Regions from separate parts of the Homo sapiens genome. Here regions 1, 2, 4 and 5 are each linked to region 3. The links are chromatin contacts, found by Hi-C in ENCODE. All regions are on one chromosome and are shown on one strand. Each heading gives the region's core, a stretch centred on a gene start or an enhancer-like site at or near the end of the contact. The rest is flanking DNA. Distances are from core to core; before and after follow the strand shown. Region 1 holds the start of NFKB1 (nuclear factor kappa B subunit 1). Region 2 overlaps PPP3CA (protein phosphatase 3 catalytic subunit alpha). Region 3 holds the start of BANK1 (B cell scaffold protein with ankyrin repeats 1). Region 4 has its middle 140 kb from the start of LINC01218. Region 5 overlaps NFKB1-AS1 (NFKB1 antisense RNA 1).

Region 1 (3,855 bases), core at 217-2,716, 710 kb after region 3:
CACCATATTGGTCAGGCTGGTCTCAAACTCCTGACCTCAGGGGATCCACCCGCCTTGGCCTCCCAAAGTGCTGGGATTACAGGTGTGAGCCACCGCACCCGGCTCACAGAATTTCTTAAAAAGTCATTGTGTTCAGTCTTTATGGATCCTCTAAATTCCAGCTGCTCAGCCTCCCGGAGCTAAATGAGATCACTTAAAGGTCGACTGTTGGGGCCTCCAAGGTCGCCTCGGAGACTCACCTCATAGGCAATCAAATGGATCGCTGGGTTTTTGTGTGTGTGGGTTTTTTTTGTTTATTTTTTTTTTCCAGAAAAACACTCCACCAAGAAGGTTTTTATAACCTACTGGAGGAGGAGGATGGAGAGTGGGCACGAAAGGACTAGGATGAACATGCCATAAGCAATCTAAATGCCACTGCAATATTGCCTGGTGAGGACCTGATTACTGATGTTTTAAAGCTAAGCTTTCAGTTGTCACTCCACCCAGTAGTGAAACAATGAGCTCTAAAATATATATTTCGGCTCAAGCTTTCTTATGTGGGGAGGTAATCCACCCGAAGGTATCCCCAGCCTGTACCTAATACAGTGCCCAGCACTAAAGCAGCTCAGATGCCAGTGAATGGTGGCCACTGGGAGGCCTGTCAGTGGGTGCCAGTAGCGGTCTCTTCAGAGAAAAAGAAAACTCCCCTCTGCCAGATCAGTATTTTATGAGCTGTGAACCAAAACCATTGCTACCACCATCACTATAATTCTATCCACAGTAATTATCATAAAGGCCTAACAATGCCTTGTAGATGAACATTCTGAGTAACTGCTCTATAACCAGGAGATTTAAGACCGCACCAAAAACCAGTAGAGGGTTATACTTTACTGGGCACAAGTCGTTTATGATAACGAAATTGTAGTTTAATCTGTGAAGAGATGTGAATGTAACTGAGACACGCTTAAATGGAATATACAGATGAGCTTTATTTTTATATCTGGCATGCTTGGATCCATGCCGACCCTCCAGCTGCTCGGGCCTGCCCTTAGGGGCTATGGACCGCATGACTCTATCAGCGGCACTGCCACCGCCGCCGCCTCCGTGCTGCCTGCGTTCCCCGACCATTGATTGGGCCCGGCAGGCGCTTCCTGGGGGCTTCCCTACCGGCTCCAGCCCTTGGGATTCGGGAGCGCCCTGCTAGGAAGCCAGAGCCCCGCAGGGGCCGCGGCGTCCAGGCCGCCTAACGCGCGCCCCTCGCCCGGCGCCCCGAAGCGGCCCCGAGGGGCGGGAGCCGAGGCGAGCGGCAAGGCCGGGCCGGGGGCGCACAGCGCCCCTAGAAGTGCGGGCTTCCCCCACCCCCGGCAGCGACCCTACCTCCCGCCCCCGCTGCGTGCGCGCGTGTGTCCGTCTGTCTGTATGCTCTCTCGACGTCAGTGGGAATTTCCAGCCAGGAAGTGAGAGAGTGAGCGAGACAGAAAGAGAGAGAAGTGCACCAGCGAGCCGGGGCAGGAAGAGGAGGTTTCGCCACCGGAGCGGCCCGGCGACGCGCTGACAGCTTCCCCTGCCCTTCCCGTCGGTCGGGCCGCCAGCCGCCGCAGCCCTCGGCCTGCACGCAGCCACCGGCCCCGCTCCCGGAGCCCAGCGCCGCCGAGGCCGCAGCCGCCCGGCCAGTAAGGCGGCGCCGCCGCCCGGCCACCGCGCGCCCTGCGCTTCCCTCCGCCCGCGCTGCGGCCATGGCGCGGCGCTGACTGGCCTGGCCCGGCCCCGCCGCGCTCCCGCTCGCCCCGACCCGCACTCGGGCCCGCCCGGGCTCCGGCCTGCCGCCGCCTCTTCCTTCTCCAGCCGGCAGGCCCGCGCCGCTTAGGAGGGAGAGCCCACCCGCGCCAGGAGGCCGAACGCGGACTCGCCACCCGGGTAAGCCAAACTCGGGCGAGTGGGGGCCCGGCAGGGGACGCGTGGCCCAAGTCCTGCCGCCCAGCCCTCCGCACCCCCTCCAGCCCCACTCGGACTTCCTCATTCCTGCGCTAACCGCTGGGCTAGACCGTGGGAGGAGGTTGACAGTAGCTGAGAGGCACATGGGATTAGCGACAGCGGGGAAAGACACATCCGGACCTCGCAGGGGCTAGTCGGCCGAAGGGCCGCGGCCGCCCGGCGGTCATTTCTCTTCACGTCCCTCCGCGGGGCGGGAACGCGAACCGGAGGGGAACTCTTACAAACTTTTAAAATCCCCAACCCCAGCCCCACCTGGGGGATGGTGAGAAGGTTGGAGTGCGCTGCGGCGCGGAGGAGAGAGGGAAGGTGGTTGGTGCAGTGCAGAACCAGATTTCACCTAAGGGCGTTCCATGAAATGAAAGCAGAAGTGCTTGTCAGTCCTCTTGGCTGGGAAAGCCCTCCCCAGCTCCCCAGAATTGAATAGGAGAGTCTATTCATCCCTCTCCTACTTCTAAAAGAAACCTGGCTCGCTCTCTGTCTCTCTCTCTCTCCCCCCTCCCCCCCTCCGTGCGCGCGCGCGCGCGCACACACACACACACACACACACACACACACACACACGATATAGTCACCTGCTATAGGACTTGATTCTGATCCTCCGGGGCCTGGCATTTGAGAGAGAAAATAAATTACCTACCTGGATACTTAGAGCACTTTTTAGACTTGATTATGTAAAACTCTTGGACAGTGCCACCATGCATTATGCATGACCGCTGAAACAAAAATAATGTAAAAACAAGGCCTATCCTAAATGCAAGTTTTTCTATGGTCCTTAAAAACAGACACCAGGGAATGTTTGCCCTGACTTGCTGGTTTATCCTGAAACTCAAATGGGACTTAATGATACAGGATTTAATTATCAAGATTGACATGTTCATGGACTTTGTTAAGTAGAGGTTTTCAGCATTACAGTTTATGAAATAACCATATTTAACTCAAAGATTTTTTTATAAAGCTCATAATCTGAAAAAATGCTTATGGTATTACTAAAACATTTAATAGCTCTGGCATCAAAATATTCTACATACTGGTGATCTTTTAGTAAATAGTAAAGGTTAGGGTCAAGATATTCAATAATTTTTTTCTAGCAGAATCCCACAACTGAATATTGTCAAGCAGTTTAAACTGCATTCGTGTTTGTTAAAACTTTAAAAGGGAAACTTAAAACTAAAGTATGTTGTTTTTCTGATTTTAATATTGTGCTTTCTAGAGATGAATCCTTTTACTGTTTGAGGCACTATAGGAATTATGTATTTAAATGTATGTATTTAAATTTGAAGCAATGTACTTTTTTGAGTTTATAAACTTGGGAAGACAGGAAATAAAAAGATTTGTTTCCTGTAGAATTTTACATTCATGATTTAATTGAATTGCTAAAATGGAAAGAACATGTACGATTAATGGAGACTTGGAATCTGAGATTATTCATCCATATTGATACACCTGCAATTCCTAAATGCCCTCCCCTGCTTGTTTAGATAAAATGTCTTCCTGGGCTGCAGCCTACTGGACAAACTTGAACACAAAGGAACACACGTTATATGTACATTTAATACTGGAACCGAAAAGCTGCTTGCAGTGAAAAGCAAACCACTTCTAAACTCTTTGAGACTTTTTAAAGAAGGTAGTATAATCCTTTTAGGGGTTGGTGGTGATGTGAAAATCTATTATCTTTTTGCTGAAATTTCATTCTTATGTTAGGCATTGGCACTCACTTGTGCTGAGTAAATGCCCGTGTTTTTCAAACCCAGATAGTAAATACTGGGGGTATACATACAAAAATAGTCCTTCCCCTTTGTAAGCATTGCTTTGATCTTTGCACTTCCTTTTTACTCTACCTCTTAAACAAGATCTGTGTTGATTGAGTTGATTAAAGCACAA
Region 2 (3,600 bases), core at 43-2,542, 710 kb before region 3:
GGCAGAAAAAGCATCTACAGCTGTACTTTTTACATAATCAGAAAGGGGTTGAGGTGCATGAACTGGGGGAAAAAACATAAGCCATTATAAAACATTAGGAAAGTGTCCACTCTCAGAAAAATAAATTTTTAAAAGTCTACATTTAAAGACAAAGTGAACGGAGCATAACTATAACAAGATAATGAATTTAAAATATAAGTCTCAATTTTCTCAAATATTGCACCATTTGTGCATATGTGTGCATGTATGTGTATACAACAGAGATAACTGAGTTTGCAGGCAGAAGAGAATACATATGCTCTCTTCTGCCTCCTAATTATTTTTGTTTCTATAATCTCCCAGATTTAAGACTCCTCCCATACGGTGGGAAATCAAGTTATTGCTTTATCTAACATTATGGGTACAATAAGATGATTATATCATTCAAAACCTAAACAAAATTATGGATATTCACAAGGCTTTAGAATTTGTCCTTTAAATATGATCAGCAGAACTTTATCTTAAGACTTATCTATCTTGACTAAATAAAACATCCAATATACAATTATGTTTGTCTTTTAAGAGTCTCAAACTCAAATAACTTCATTATAAATGAAATTCAAATCATAAATTAAACCTGAAAAACCTTTTACAGTCATTATGTCTCTGCTCTAAGAACTTTTAATGAAACAAATGTGTATTATAAAAATAAATTTTTGACAATGCAAATCAAGGTACAGAAAACCAATATTCAAACTGCAAATATTCACTAGAACTTAAACTATATACCATTGAAAACATTCATCAATTATAAAAATAGCACTGCAGGGAAACATTCTAGTAATGTATGTTATTCAAATAATTTATTATAAAAGAAAAGATAGTTTCTGTGTTACACATTTTGTACAAATTCCCTGACCAACAGGAAAAAATTATCATTAAGATAACATACAGTTGGCCGGGCATCGTGGGTCACACCTGTAATCCCAGCACTTTGGGAGGCAGAGGCGGGCAGATCACCTGAGGTCAGGAGTTCGAGACCAGCCTTGCCAATGTGGTGAAACCCTGTCTCTTACTAAAAATACAAAAAACTAGCCAGGCTTAGGGGTGGGCGCCTGTAATCCCAACTACTCGGGAGGCTGAGGCAGGAGAATCGCTTGAACCCAGGAGGTGGAGGTTGCAGTGAGTCGAGAACGCACCATTGCACTCCAGCCTGGGCGACAAGAGTGAAACTCCATCTCAAAAAAAAAAAAAGAAAGATAACATACAGTTATAGAGATACTGACTATAAAAAAGATTCAGTTCTTTGGCAAAAAGGGATCTGAAACTGAAAACAGTCTCTGTTCATGTGCCCATGTGTAGTGTGTTTTGTAAGAGAAAGGGAGAAAAAGAGGAGATAATCATGGGGCCTCCACTTCCTAGTTGTCCCCAGTCAATTCAATAAATAAAACATCTAACTGATGAACATGAGTGTATCTTAGAAACTGGAGAGGATGGCCCAGTCTCTGCATGGAAACATGCCCATCTGGTACCCAGAATCAGGTGTTGACCAACATGTGTCTTCAAAGGCTTCTGTTCTGCTTAAAGAAAAGTGAATATACGACCTTTCCAGGTAAGTGTGTGTCAGAGAAAAAAAACAAAAACAAAAACAAAGAAAAAACCACTTTACTTTCAGAGATACTGGTTGGTCTTTCAAAAACAGCAGATTTGTTTGGTATATATTAGCTATAAAAGGCCCAGCTAAGGGGCACAGAATAGGTTCTCAATAAATGTTCCTTCCCTATCTTTTTTCTTTTTTTGAGGCCTTCACTTAAATTCCTTGTGCCTTCGCAATGCCTCTGTATAGAAGTATACTGTCTTGTTACCACTGTCAGACAGGTTGCCTGACTATGTCTGTCACTTTTTTGCCCTTGGTAAACGACTTAGTTGCCCTTTCTTATTTGCCCTTTTGGAACAACTTACACTATTCTTAAGAAAGAATAATTTTAAAATATTTTCGTCACACTAAGTTTGATACCCTTATGTGTTTAAGCTAAGTTTTTCCCCATGAAAATATATACCTGATTTTTATTGGAAATCTGAAAAAAATAAAATTAATCAAGTGCCAATTTGCTAGGTTAACAGCATTAAGTGAGGAGTATTTGCATTATTGACTTGGAGGGAATTCATTTTGAAGAAAAACTTCAGACATTTTCAAAACATATGCCATCATATACTCAGCTTTTCAAAGAAATACCAACATTTTCCTCATAGATCTAGACAATACTTGAATATCATCTAGATTCCCACTGTTGCTGAACTATTTACCTAGGATATACAGAAGTTTCTAATAGTATTAGAAAAGAGAAACAGAAACTCTGTTCCACTTTTATGCTTTTTAATGGAAATTATCACAAATCACAAAATGTTCAAGCTGAAAAGCACTGCGTATATACACACACACACACACACACACAGAGAGAGAGAGAGAGAAAGAGCGAGAGAGAGAGAACGGCAGGAAAAGCATATTGCTAACACCTAAACACCCCAAAGAGATGAAAAATCACTTATTCCCCAGTAATTTAGCAGAGGCCCAGTGATGATTGTTCCATTTGTTAGAAGACAGTATTAGCTACAGGGAGGGGCGGTATAAGTTCAAGGCAGGTTTCTGTCCTAAGGGTATTTATTATCTTAGGAACATAAAGCATTATAAAAAATATTTTTAAAAAATTACTATATTATAAAACACATTGAAGATAAAATAGAAGTTTTATAAAGATATTATAAAGCAAGCAAGAAAGCATCTGAAATTAATCAGAGAAATCTTTTTGAAAAATATCTATCTTTTGTTATATATTAAAGAGAATGACGTATGCAGATTGGTAGATAGGAAAGGGGTTAGAATTCTGCTCGGAAAAGAAGAGGGATCATCAGAAGCTGAGTGAATAGGAACAAAGATAAGGAAGGTAGAAAAGAAAAAAATGTAATAAATGGTAGAAAAATTGGCTTGGCAGTAGAGCAAACAGTTACTATTAGATTAATTCTGTTTATTCTCTTGTATTTGTTTCTATATCATATTGAACTATATTTTCAACCTTGAGTTTAATCTCCCAGATGTAAGACTCTTTAGCCATGACATAGCTAGTGGGCATTATTAAAATGTTTTTTTTTTAAATGTTTTTATGCCTTTATGGATACTTTCCCTGTGCAGTTTTTCCTCCTGGAAAGGCCTATTCTTCTGCCAAGTCTTCACAAGTTATCACCTGTGAAGCATTCTCTTCAAGGCTATCTCACCTAAGGTGTACACAACTGCTGTATCCACTGTGTTCCTACAATATATGTATCTAATATATCACTTATCATGTTGTAGTGTAAATTATATTTCTACTTCTGTGCTCCAGCAATAGTGAATGCCTTAGGAGAGGAACACCGCTTTTTCATTTGCATTTTCATATCTTAAATGCTTAGCAGCAATCTGTCAGCTTATTGGGGCTTATGCTCAATTGCTGAAGTAGCTTCAATAGGGGCAGTCAAGCAGGTGAGAGATGCAAAGGGTTTCTTTCCCTCCTCCCTCAGTGCTTTGGCAAAGCAGAGGCAGGCAGCCTGCAATCCCCTGCCAATACACAAGGAGGAAGCCACAGT
Region 3 (3,501 bases), core at 461-2,960:
TTAAAAAAAAAACAGCCCACAATTTTCAGCAGTTTTTACTTTCTTTTTTCTATTTACTAGCATCATTTGACATAAGTAGTGGAAATGAGCTTCTGAAAATATACTTAATTTTCATATTATAAATCTTATTTTCTATAGTTTTATTAGGAGACAGTGTTATAACATTTTATATCTGGCAGAAACTCGAATACAGTAATTTTAATTTATTCATTAATAATGAATAAATTAGATGAGATACGCAAGGCTCAGAAATATTAAGAATTGCTCCAAACACCCAGATATTGTGGAGCAGAGTCAGGATGGCAGCTGCAACCTTCTGACTTCCAATCCAGGGCTCTTCATACAAGAAGGCTGTCCTGTATATGTGACAGATACAAGTTCCTATCTGAACACTGTCTTTATTAACAAGTTTTCGTGTGCATAAATGGGTGCCTTTGAAGATCTGGATACTTAATTGGGGAGCATCATCTGGAGTGTTCATGTTGGCTAAAGTAGCTCTTGTCAGGAATACGTATACCAGCAGATGCATCAGTTAGAATATTCTTTTCTCCAATGGGTTTAAGACATACTTTCCTAAGAATTGAGTTTCTGAAACACTGAACAACACCCAAACCCTGCAATCCAAATTTGTTTTTGCCTATTACACTGAAGTCTCTCTGTTAACAGGCATATATAGAAGACAACCATTTTTTTCAATATAATATTTCATAAGTTAGATGAAATCTTTTGTTCCATTATATAAAGTTCAGAAAATCAACATAAAATTAATAATGATGTTAAAGAAACTACTGGAAACCAGATAAATACAATACAATCTATAATTGTTTTCAAGTTTTTTGGACATTTCGCATACTTCTCCAAGTTTTCTACATTATGTTATAAAGTTCTAATAAGTTCATTTATGTGAAAAAATTAACTTTTTTTGATACTTGATATTTATATTATTACTAAAAAGCACTTCATCCGAGAGAAAGTTTCAAAGAAAGCCTTCCTTTTATAGGAAGAGGAGAGGAACATTTAAACTATGTATTATTACCAAATTGATATTCAAAAAATATATTCAACTTCAAAAGGCAAATGACTAGTTTAGACATGCTTGAGAGAGAGACATTCACTTTAAGGTTCTGGGACAACTCCTTTGATATATCTCCATCTTAAAAACAAGCAAACAAACTCTTGTTTGGAGAGGGTATTTAGAGCCATAAATAATTTTTTACTGGGTCTATTTTTGAGTTGGAGCAGGAGTAAGAAATACATTTTATATGGAATTTTAAATCACTTTTCAATTTATGAACCTAGCCTAGAAAGTCTGTGTAAAATGAAATATTTTAAAAGTTACAGTATTATCTGTATCTTCATTTCTATATGTATGTATCTATCATCTGTGTACCTACTCATCTATCTATCTAATTATTCTTTCTTTCCAGCAAATGTTCACTTCTGGTTTCCCTACGTCTGCCTGGAAGTGGGGGCAGTATGGCAGTATGGAAGACCTAGAAAGGGACAAGGAGAGCTACAATAACAGCGGTCTAAATATATCCTAGGATGAAAAGGTGAGGAAGGAAACAGGCGCAGAAGTGTTATAAGAAACCAAAGCGGCCTTTTGAGAAGGGATGTAAGAGCAGGCCCCTGAGCAGTTTCACTTCCTCTGGGCGCCCAGCAGAGCGGAGCCCTGGCCTTGCGGGCATGAGCCCCGGGGCTGCGTTTCCTGAGACCTGGCCGCAGCCTCCGCGGGTGGCAAGCGGGCTGGGGAGAGCCGAGGGCCAAAGGAAGAGAAAATCGCGGGGAGTCTCTGGCCGGGAGAGTCCAGGTAGCGCTCGGCGGGCAGCAGTGCGCAGGCCCCTCGGCTTCAACCGCCACAATGCTGCCAGCAGCGCCAGGCAAGGGGCTTGGGAGCCCGGACCCCGCCCCCTGCGGCCCAGCGCCCCCAGGTGGGTAGTCGCGCATTCGGAGGGGCTTGACGCCGAGGCCGGGCTACGGGGCTCTGCGGAGACCACGGGCCATCGTTAGACAACTGCACTCGGGCACTGAGGCCAGGGCGTCCCTGAGACAGGGCTTCTCCTTTTTATCCTGCCGCCAGGCAGCCCAGAGGGTTCTTCTGTCCCTGACTTCTCTGAGGGGCATCTGGACGCCACGAGGAGGGAGCGCGCTGGGAGTTCTGGCCAGCGGGCTACCCTCAGTGTCTGCAACTTCTGAGGAGCTGGAACTTTCCCCAGCACCCGGGTCAGGGTCCTGTAGTTTCTAAAATCACTTTGCAACCTGTTTTAAAGCAATGCGCGTTTAAAATTATACGTAATTATTTTCAACAGTCGGTAAGCACAGAAAAACCGCTCATGTGTAGCGTCACGCATTTACCTGCCCGGCCTGACAAATCCCAGCCTGGTGAATTGGTAGCCCTGCTTCTTGGCAGGTGGCTTTGCAGAGAAACTCTACCAACACCACCTCCCTACTCCACTGGCTTTACTAACTTGGTCAAAGGAAAACGGTCAACTTGGTTGAATGCAGAAGTAGATTTATATTTTCAAATGGACGTTAAGGCAGTTTTATTTAGTTCTTTTTGAAGCATTTCAAATGCATTTGCAAATTACTCAGTGATATAAAAATGTTTTTTAAATTAAAAAACTTCACTTAGGTATTAATATTACTGGAGTGTTCGTGGTGAGAAATGCAACAAGAAAGTATATTCTGAGTGAAAGTTTCTTAATTTGCTGAATAGAAATAAATTTCTCATACCTTTCTAGAATTTTTTAGGTAATGTAATTTTGGTTGTAGCTATTTCTGTTGGCTAGTGCATTTTTACATAAATAAGCTTTAGGGATTGCTTTCAGTTAAATAAGAAGTATATTTGTGTCAATGAAAAGTGACAAGAAAGGACTTAGAGCCCATAACTTAATATTATTAATATTTTAACTATTGCATATTGACATTCTTGAAAACTGTGGCTCTGATGGTCTTCAGCAGAGCAGACTTTGCTAGCATCTATAAATAAACCAACCATGTCTTTCAAACTTTGAGCAGGTTACCTCTTTTGTAATTTCAGTTTAACAATTTTGTTAGAGAATGGGGTACAGTTTGTTTCAAACTTCTAGATTAAACAGTTTAGGCAGAAAATGCCTTTTATTTCACTTGATACTAAGCAATACTTTGAGGCACTTGCTATTGTGAATAATGCAAGAGTAATGTGAATCAATATTTATAGCATTCCAATTATTCTTGTTCCTCCCATGCATTCCGCTCCCCCCCCGCCCCGCCCCTCCCAACTCCTTGGGTCCTTCTCCATGCAGTATTTATCACTTGCTTCAGTTACTTCCTTTTCTGGCCAACATAATGAAACTTTTCTAAAAACGAATTGTCTTTTGACATTATCCCATGCCCATATTCTTGATATGAGTAATCTTCTAGCTTTTATAAATCCAGTGGTTTGTGTGTGTGTGTGTGTGTGTGTGTGTGTTTTTTTTTTTTTAATGAAGAGCTCCCTCTCTCTCCAACAACTATCTTAAT
Region 4 (3,784 bases), core at 817-3,316, 770 kb before region 3:
TTATTACTATAGATTTGGAGTAAATTTTAAAACTGGCTAATGTGAATCTTCCAACTTTGTTGGACTTTGAAAAACATTTTGGCTATTCTAGTTCTTTAATCTTTCTACAATACATAGATTTTAGAATCAGTTTGTCTATATCTGCAAGGAAAACTTGCCAGGGTTTTGATTGGGATTGCATTAAATCTAGACAGCCAATTCATTTGAGAATTGACATCTTAGCTACAGTAAGTCTTCCAATCAACTGAGCTCTAATGAACTCAGTGTCTTTCCATTTTGTAGGTTTTCTTTGATTTTTTTTATCAGCATCTTGTAATTTTATAATTTTTGTTTTCAATTGTATACATATCTTAAAAAACTTGAGGAAAAAAACCTATTATTTTTACCTACTTACTGTTATTTCTTCAAAATTCACTTAGTAATTCTCCCCTTGTTGTTTCTACCACTTTAAAATTACAAAGTCATAAAATTTGTCCAATCCTTATTAGACTCTTACATGGAAAGATTCACCTTAGCCAAAATAAATATAAGTAGCCAGGCGCAGTAGCTCACACCTGTAATCCTAGCACTTTGGGAGGCCGAGGCGGGCAGATCACGAGGTCAGGAGATCGAGACCATCCTGGCTAACACAGTGAAACCCCATCTCTACTAAAAATACAAAAAAAATTAGCCAGGCGTGGTAGCGGGCGCCTGTAGTCCCAGCTACTCGGGAGGCTGAGGCAGGAGAATGGTGTGAACCCGGGAGCGGAGGTTGCAGTGAGCCGAGATCACGCCACTGCACTCCAGCCTGGGAGACAGAGTGAGACTCCATCTCAAAAAAAAAAAAAAAAAAAGAAAAAGAAAAAGAAAGAAATATATCATAAGTATTATTCTTTTGTCCTCCCCATCTAGATTTACTATGCCTCTGTCAAGGTAGTGGTTACATTACTGTGGTAAGCAATGAATTCAGTTTCGTCTTATTTATAGGCTACTTTGGTAGTATTTTCCAGTAGTGAAACAGTGTTGCATGAGGAAGTGATGCCAGGAGCTGTGACCATCCTTGCAACCACAAGGACGGAAGCCAATAGAAGAATAGTGTGAGAAGGATAGAAACAGCCTCAGTCCTTAGTGATGCTGTTGAGCCACCAAACTAACCTTGGGTCCTCGAAGTCGCAGATGTCCTTGTCTGGGAATTGTAAATGTCTCTGTGGTTTGAACCCAGTTAGGTATTTTGTTACTTGCAGCCGAAATACCTCCTGATACAAACACTGATTTGGCTCCATCTTAGCTTCTCATTCTCATCACTTTTTGTGCCCCACCCCTCCTTTGCTTTCACCAAGTGGTCAACATATCACTATTTTTCTGGATCTTTTCCTCTGCTCTCACTTTTTCCTCTCACACTGGAGCCCCCTCTATGCCTGCCCCCTCTGCAGCCTCTCCAGCTTTCCTCTAGGTAGGAAGATTCCAACCAAGTCAGCTTTGCCTAGGTTTTTCTGACTACACCTACCTTCTCAGCCGCCCACCACACTCACAGGTGCTCACACACGCATACACAATCTTCACCTACGGAATATCTGAAGCACTCATTTGACTCTGCATGCTGCTGAATACAACAATAACTGAAGTTTACTGAGTGCCTACTTTCTGCCAGGCACCATGCCTACTACTTTATTTGCATCATCCCTTTTGAAACCCGTGAAAAGCTTATGAACTAATTACTGTCATTGCCTTCATATCACCAGGGAGAAAATGAGATTTAAAGAAGCTTAGTTTCTCAAGTTCACACAGACATCTAATAAGTATCAGAGCTATAAAAATTCCAACCCAGGCCTAACTGTAGGCCAGGACTGGTGTCAAGAACCCTATACAGAAGTGAGTACATGTGGCACACACATTGATTTATTTTCACTGCCACTGCATATTGTGAGAGACTAGATTTTTGTCTTGAATTTCACTGTACTCCTTTCTCTGCCACAGGCCTAGTAGAAATAGCTACACAATAATGCACCCAGTTGATCAGGTGGTAGTCCTCTCCCCAAGCACTCTCACATTCTCCAGCTGTGGCCTTCCCTTCTCTATAAACACAGCTATCTTTATTAGTCTGTGACTAGCCCTGTCAGAAACATATGAGTTAAATTTTACTAAGATGTTAATAGCTGACAAAGGTTGGTGGTTTCCTTCTCTGATTTGTATCTTAAAAAAAAAAAAAAAAGATTTTTAGAGAAGGTGTTTTGAACTCAAAGGAATGACTCATGGTAAAACTTCCGGAAGGTAAACAGTGTTGAATATATATTCAAAAGGCATTTTGTGAGCAAATTCTGGCAAGCTGATGGTGATAATGGGTGTGGTTGTTATGGTAAGGTAGGGTGGTGTGAAATAAGCAATCTTTTCAATATGAAAGCATTCCATTCTCTTCAAGGCACAGGCAACTTTTTTCATTGATTCTTCACCAGGAATCTCCAGATACTCCACCACCACTTATCTCCTTTTTCTGGGTGAAGTCTAATACACTAAAACAACAACAACAACAACAAAACCACCGCTTTCTTCTCATAACCTTTTCAGTTGTGAATGTTGTATTACATACTTAAATAATTCCCACATTTTTGTGTAAATTCATATCCATTAAACAACTATAAATGAAAATTAAATTAATCATACATAATCTTGTGTAACAGCCGTGTTAAGCAGTAAAATATTTGCCTGTGCTAGAAAATCTGTAGAAATAAAAATATAGAACTGAAATTTAAGTTAGCTTTAGAAATAAATTGGACTAGGTTTCTCAAACTTGTCTGATCCACAAGAATTTTGGTGGATGCTTATTAAAATGTAGGCTCCACTCCAGACCTTTGGGGACCAGGAAATTCTTACGAGAAAGAACAGGTAACATTGAACTGGGGTAAGTGTTTCAGCTGCTCTTCAATAATGGTTTGCCATTTGGAATCTGGGAGTGCCCACACCATAAGGTCATGCCAAAAAATATTTTATTTCTCCTTCCCTACCTCCCCTTCTTCCAAGAAACACTATGCCAGGCAGTGTTTCATCCTAAGAATGCAAAGATAGCAACAATGCTCACTGCAGTGCCAGACAGACAATAAACAATTACATGCAGTGGATTAAGTGTCAAAACGGAGGTAGTACAGGATACTGTGTGCTTAGAGAGGAGGAAATGACTCATTCCAGTATTTAAGACACATCTGAAATCTGCACATAGAAGATGCATGAATACAGACCCAGAGAATTGAGGAAGCCTGGTGTCTTCCGAACATTGTGAGAAGTCCACTATGGCCGAAGCTCAGGGTCAAGTTTGGGGTAGATGAGATTGGCAGGAATCAGATCGTGAATACACTTACATGCCACCTTGTAAGACTCTCTGCAGGACAGTCCTGCAGACAACCTGGAGTTGTTGAGAAGCCTAAATGTTTCCAGCAATTGGTATAAAAAGATTTGAAAATATAACATGACAAAAATGCCTTAGGGGAGAAGTTTAAGTCAACTTTGTTCTAAGCTAATATTCTATAGTCAATTAAAACTTTGATAATCTAGTGGAGACTCTTTTCAGCTGATACACAGCAAAAAACATAAAAGAGCTGCTTTGGTTGATGCAGAAAGCTCAGTCCCATGTCAGTATTCCTGGAAATACAAGCTTCTAGCCAACAGTTTGCAAATCAAAGTTCTGTGTTTTCGGAAGACTGAATAATTGCATGGATATTTAGAATCTTACGATTGAAGGGTAATTTAGATATCACCTAGTTCAATGTCTATCTTTGAAGAGAGTTTCTTCAACTACATCCAGTATAACTCC
Region 5 (3,653 bases), core at 945-3,444, 640 kb after region 3:
TTCTTATTAGAAAATTACACATAATCAAAGACCCAAATTTTTGCACAGAATTTCAGGAGGCCTGTGGATCACTAAAGAACCTGGGTTTAAAATTTTTTGATGTACAAGGGGAAGAGGGAAAATCTGAGAATCAAACAGGAAAAAAAAAATTATGAAATGAGCAGATTAGGAGAAGACCAAGAAGAGATTATCAGAAAGCGGCAAACATCAAACAGTTTCAAGAAGAGGCTGTGACCAATTTTCCCAAATTTGGCAAGTAGGGCCAATAAGATGAGTTAAAATGATCATTGGCAACATTCACGAATTGTATTAGTCTAGTGATGGGAGAGAAAATTAGAGATCAGTCAGTTAAGGAGTGAAAAGGGAGTGGAAAAGCAGTGGCAACTCATGGACAAAAAGGAAGAAAAAAGATGGAATGAAAGACAAAAGAGAATTTGTGGTCAAGAAAGGGCTGACTTTCTGTTTGCTGTGTTTGTTTTGTTTTGTGGTCATGAGAATTTATTTTTTGTTGTTTTGGGGTATTTCGTTTGTTCATTTTTTAAGGATGAGAAAGATTTGGGGTGTATGGACTCAGGATTGGAGCCAACAGAAGGGCTAAGGTGGAAGATAAGAACAGAGTGGGAATGACTGATGAAGCAACATTCCAGGAATGGAGATGGGGAGGAAAGAAATGGAATCAAGGGCTCCAGGAGAGGGCTTGGCTTTGTGCTAGAAGGACACATCATCCTCCAAATATGTGGAAAGGAGTTAAGAAAGTGTCTATATATTAGTAAGTGCTGGGCAGGGTGGACAATTGATGGATGACTGTAACTTTCTCAAGTAAGAAACAAGGTGGTTTTTGGGAGCCTGAGGCAGGAGAATCGCTTGAACCCGGAAGGCGGAGGTTGCAGTTAGCCAAGATCGCGTCACTGCACTGCAGCCTGGCGACACAGCGAGACTCCATCTCAAAAAAAAAAAAAAAAAAGAAAAAAAAGCAGATTAACAAGGTGGTTTACTGAGAACATTGGCAGTTAAATGTTGAGGAAATGATGAAGATTTGGAATAGAAGCCAAAGAGGATGATAAAGAAAGCTAAGCAAAACAAGTAAACTTGTATTACTCTGGATTAAGCTCTTGGAACTCATTTCTCATAAGTTTTTAAAATCTTGATAACCACTGATGAGAGAATACACCAAATAAGTATTTTGGCAATTAGTCTTCCTATTTCACTAGCAATTGTGTTTAGATAAAAATCATTATAATTACATCTTAAGCTTCTTGTAATACATTAGACTTACAAAACTGCAAACACTATACTAGATATTATGTATGTATATATTATATTATATTATATAGATCATATACATTATGTGATACTAAATGCCAAAATTTTACTTGATGTTTTGAAGTGCTTAGTGTTGTTCAATGCTTACTTTAGCCAGCTGTTATGTTTTCAGACAGTGATTTGCTTTAGTCTTCTCTTCCTTGCAGAATCATAAGGAACCTTAGCTTATGAGAGCAGTTTCTTCAAGAATCTGCTTATTAGAGTAAATAGAATGAATTTCATTTCGTACAGTTACTACTACAACATTTGATGATACCAAAAGCAAAGTGAAACCTGAAGCATGCTCACATAATAAATTACAAAATTTTCCATATGAAGCATTCTTTATTTTCTGAACCCAAAGCTCTGTGTCCCTTTGTAATGAATCAGCATCTCAGGCAAATGTTCTTGTGAGGAGGCAAATTTTTCCCACTGGATTTAGCACTTAAAACAGAAGTTGTCCCCACCACCACCACACTTTCTAAATACAAAGAGCCCTGTTATAAGATAGTCTCATCTGAGTTGTTTTTCTTTTTTCTTTTAGATTATGTGGGAAATGTGTTGCATATTTGCATTTAGTATTTGTGCAAATGTTTTAAACCTTTTTCTCCGTGTTGAAGCTGGTTTCGGTTATAGTTATCCGAATAAGGGGGGGAAAGAGGTGAAAGGACAATATAGTTTAAAGTATTTAAAGCCCTAAAACTTCACAAACCAGGAATTAAATATAAAGGTATTCGAGTTTTTTCTGACTTATGAAAATTTAAAGAGCAGTACCGGCCGGGCGCGGTGGCTCACTCCTGTAATCCCAACGCTTTGGGAGGCCGAGGCGGGCGGATCACGAGGTCAGGAGATGGAGACCATCCTGGCTAACACGGTGAAACCCCGTCTCTACTAAAACTACAAAAAAATTAGCCGGGCGTGGTAGCGGGCGCCTGTAGTCCTAGCTACTCCGGACGCTGAGGGAGGCTGAGGCGGGAGAATGGCGTGAACCCGGGAGGCGGAGCTTGCAGTGAGCTGAGATCGCGCCACTGCACTCCAGCCTGGGCGAGAGAGATTCCGCCTCAAAAAAAAAAAAAAAAAAAAAAAAGAGCAGTACCAAAAATATGTAAGGTTTTCTTAGAAAATATAAAGTGCTAACCTAAAAAGGAAAATAATGTATTTGCCACATTTAACAAACACTTATGGACCAAGATAAAACAGATAGCCCATAAATTTGGCGTTGTCCCTTTAATGTACATGTCTATAGTGCCACCATGTGGTACTACCGGTGTTGTAAATATTTCTAAATACAGTAATTCAGATATTCTGAAAGTTAGACACTAGATGGCAGTATATTTCCCTTTAAAATTGTTTATTCATGTTCAAAGGCAGTATCTATTTTTTATGGTATAACTTTGTTGAAAAGTAAAAAAAATTACTACAGTTTTTAAAATAATATGCTTTGTAACATAGACTGATTGCATTAAAAAGTATGCTTTTAATCATCATTTATTTCTCAAATAGAAGCAAAATATTAAAATAACTACTTGCTTCCTTTATTAGCATGCCCAACCTAGGCAAAAGAATCTCACCAATTTTTTCTTCTTCTACTAAAGTCCTGTGATTAGCACAGTAGGATCCAACTGTATTGATTCTATATAATTACTAATTAACAAAATTTTACTAAGTAAAGACTTAGAGGCAGAAAAAACAATGAGAAATTTAGGCAACGAGTCAGCTTAGGTTCATTTATGTACTGTCTTCAATGGCTAAAGAAGAAATATTGGCAGGGGAGGGCTATGACTTTCATTCTATCTCCCTTTTATCCTGCTTCTGAGGCTAAGGGCTCTTCCTAATTTATCCTGGCAATCAGAAAGAAATACTCTATGCCATCCTGAAATACAAATCCAAGATGCATTGTTCAGGAGGTTTTCCTAGTTGGAAACAGCAAGTGCTACATGATATATCAGCATCCAACAGAGCCATGGCTTTTTGTATAGAAATTTGTCTTTTCCTTAATATAAACAAAATCCAGATCTTCCAAAACTGTCAAAGGATCACCAGGCACACAAAAAACGTTAGCAGGAGCATGAAGCCCCAACTCTAGTTAATGTATTAATTTCTCCTTTGGGCTCTTGCTTCTGACATCTGCCTCTACTAGGTAGGTTTGAGACAAGAAGTAAAGGAATGCTCATTTACCTTTAATATCCTAGCCCATTTTTGGACAGAGACCCTGCCTTTAACACCAATAAGCAAAACTACAACAGAGCTAGCATATTTAAATGAGACTTAACTAAATAAAAAGGAATAACTATAGATTGCTTGATAGAAACAGAATTACATTAGTTCCATCAGAACTAGTTTCCTGATAG

Evidence for each region. Hi-C counts contacts between places; a loop is a spot of excess contacts on that map. Pooled maps may share reads with other maps.
Region 1: a map with no recorded cell type shows a loop between it and region 3 (4-fold over the local background). The contact joins the promoter of NFKB1 here to the promoter of BANK1 in region 3. A Hi-C loop is called at or near these places in 3 of 37 single-sample maps with no recorded cell type and 3 of 50 pooled maps.
Region 2: a map of B cell shows a loop between it and region 3 (2.6-fold over the local background). The contact joins the enhancer-like site here to the promoter of BANK1 in region 3. A Hi-C loop is called at or near these places in 1 of 168 maps with a recorded cell type or tissue (B cell), 2 of 37 single-sample maps with no recorded cell type and 5 of 50 pooled maps.
Region 4: a loop to region 3 is called in a map with no recorded cell type, with 14 times the contacts of the local background. The contact joins the enhancer-like site here to the promoter of BANK1 in region 3. A Hi-C loop is called at or near these places in 29 of 37 single-sample maps with no recorded cell type and 6 of 50 pooled maps.
Region 5: a pooled map shows a loop between it and region 3 (6-fold over the local background). The contact joins the enhancer-like site here to the promoter of BANK1 in region 3. A Hi-C loop is called at or near these places in 2 of 37 single-sample maps with no recorded cell type and 7 of 50 pooled maps.

Annotation. Positions count from the first base shown.
Region 1 is chr4:102,499,893-102,503,747 of GRCh38, forward strand. It overlaps NFKB1 (nuclear factor kappa B subunit 1), which reads left to right and starts at 1,467. Exons shown (of 24, transcript NM_003998.4): 1 at 1,467-1,896. It overlaps NFKB1-AS1 (NFKB1 antisense RNA 1), which reads right to left and starts at 2,594. Exons shown (of 5, transcript NR_136202.1): 1 at 2,547-2,594. RefSeq lists silencers at 1,147-1,406, 1,417-1,986 and an enhancer at 2,097-2,146.
Region 2 is chr4:101,083,424-101,087,023 of GRCh38, forward strand. The region is part of intron 6 of PPP3CA (protein phosphatase 3 catalytic subunit alpha); the gene reads right to left. Among named protein-coding and RNA genes, the nearest start is that of MIR8066, 160 kb to the right of the region's middle. Within about 2 kb of position 1,293, at least 3 of the 41 ENCODE cell types and tissues checked have a DNase peak (open chromatin) inside an H3K27ac peak, as active enhancers do; they include B cell, where a contact is called at or near this core.
Region 3 is chr4:101,789,020-101,792,520 of GRCh38, forward strand. BANK1 (B cell scaffold protein with ankyrin repeats 1) reads left to right here and starts at 1,711. Exons shown (of 17, transcript NM_017935.5): 1 at 1,711-1,931. The coding sequence starts at 1,862. RefSeq lists a silencer at 1,798-1,987.
Region 4 is chr4:101,018,010-101,021,793 of GRCh38, forward strand. No RefSeq gene overlaps it. Among named protein-coding and RNA genes, the nearest start is that of LINC01218, 140 kb to the left of the region's middle. Within about 2 kb of position 2,067, at least 12 of the 41 ENCODE cell types and tissues checked have a DNase peak (open chromatin) inside an H3K27ac peak, as active enhancers do.
Region 5 is chr4:102,428,986-102,432,638 of GRCh38, forward strand. All of the region lies in intron 2 of NFKB1-AS1 (NFKB1 antisense RNA 1), which reads right to left. Among named protein-coding and RNA genes, the nearest start is that of NFKB1, 71 kb to the right of the region's middle. Within about 2 kb of position 2,195, at least 31 of the 41 ENCODE cell types and tissues checked have a DNase peak (open chromatin) inside an H3K27ac peak, as active enhancers do.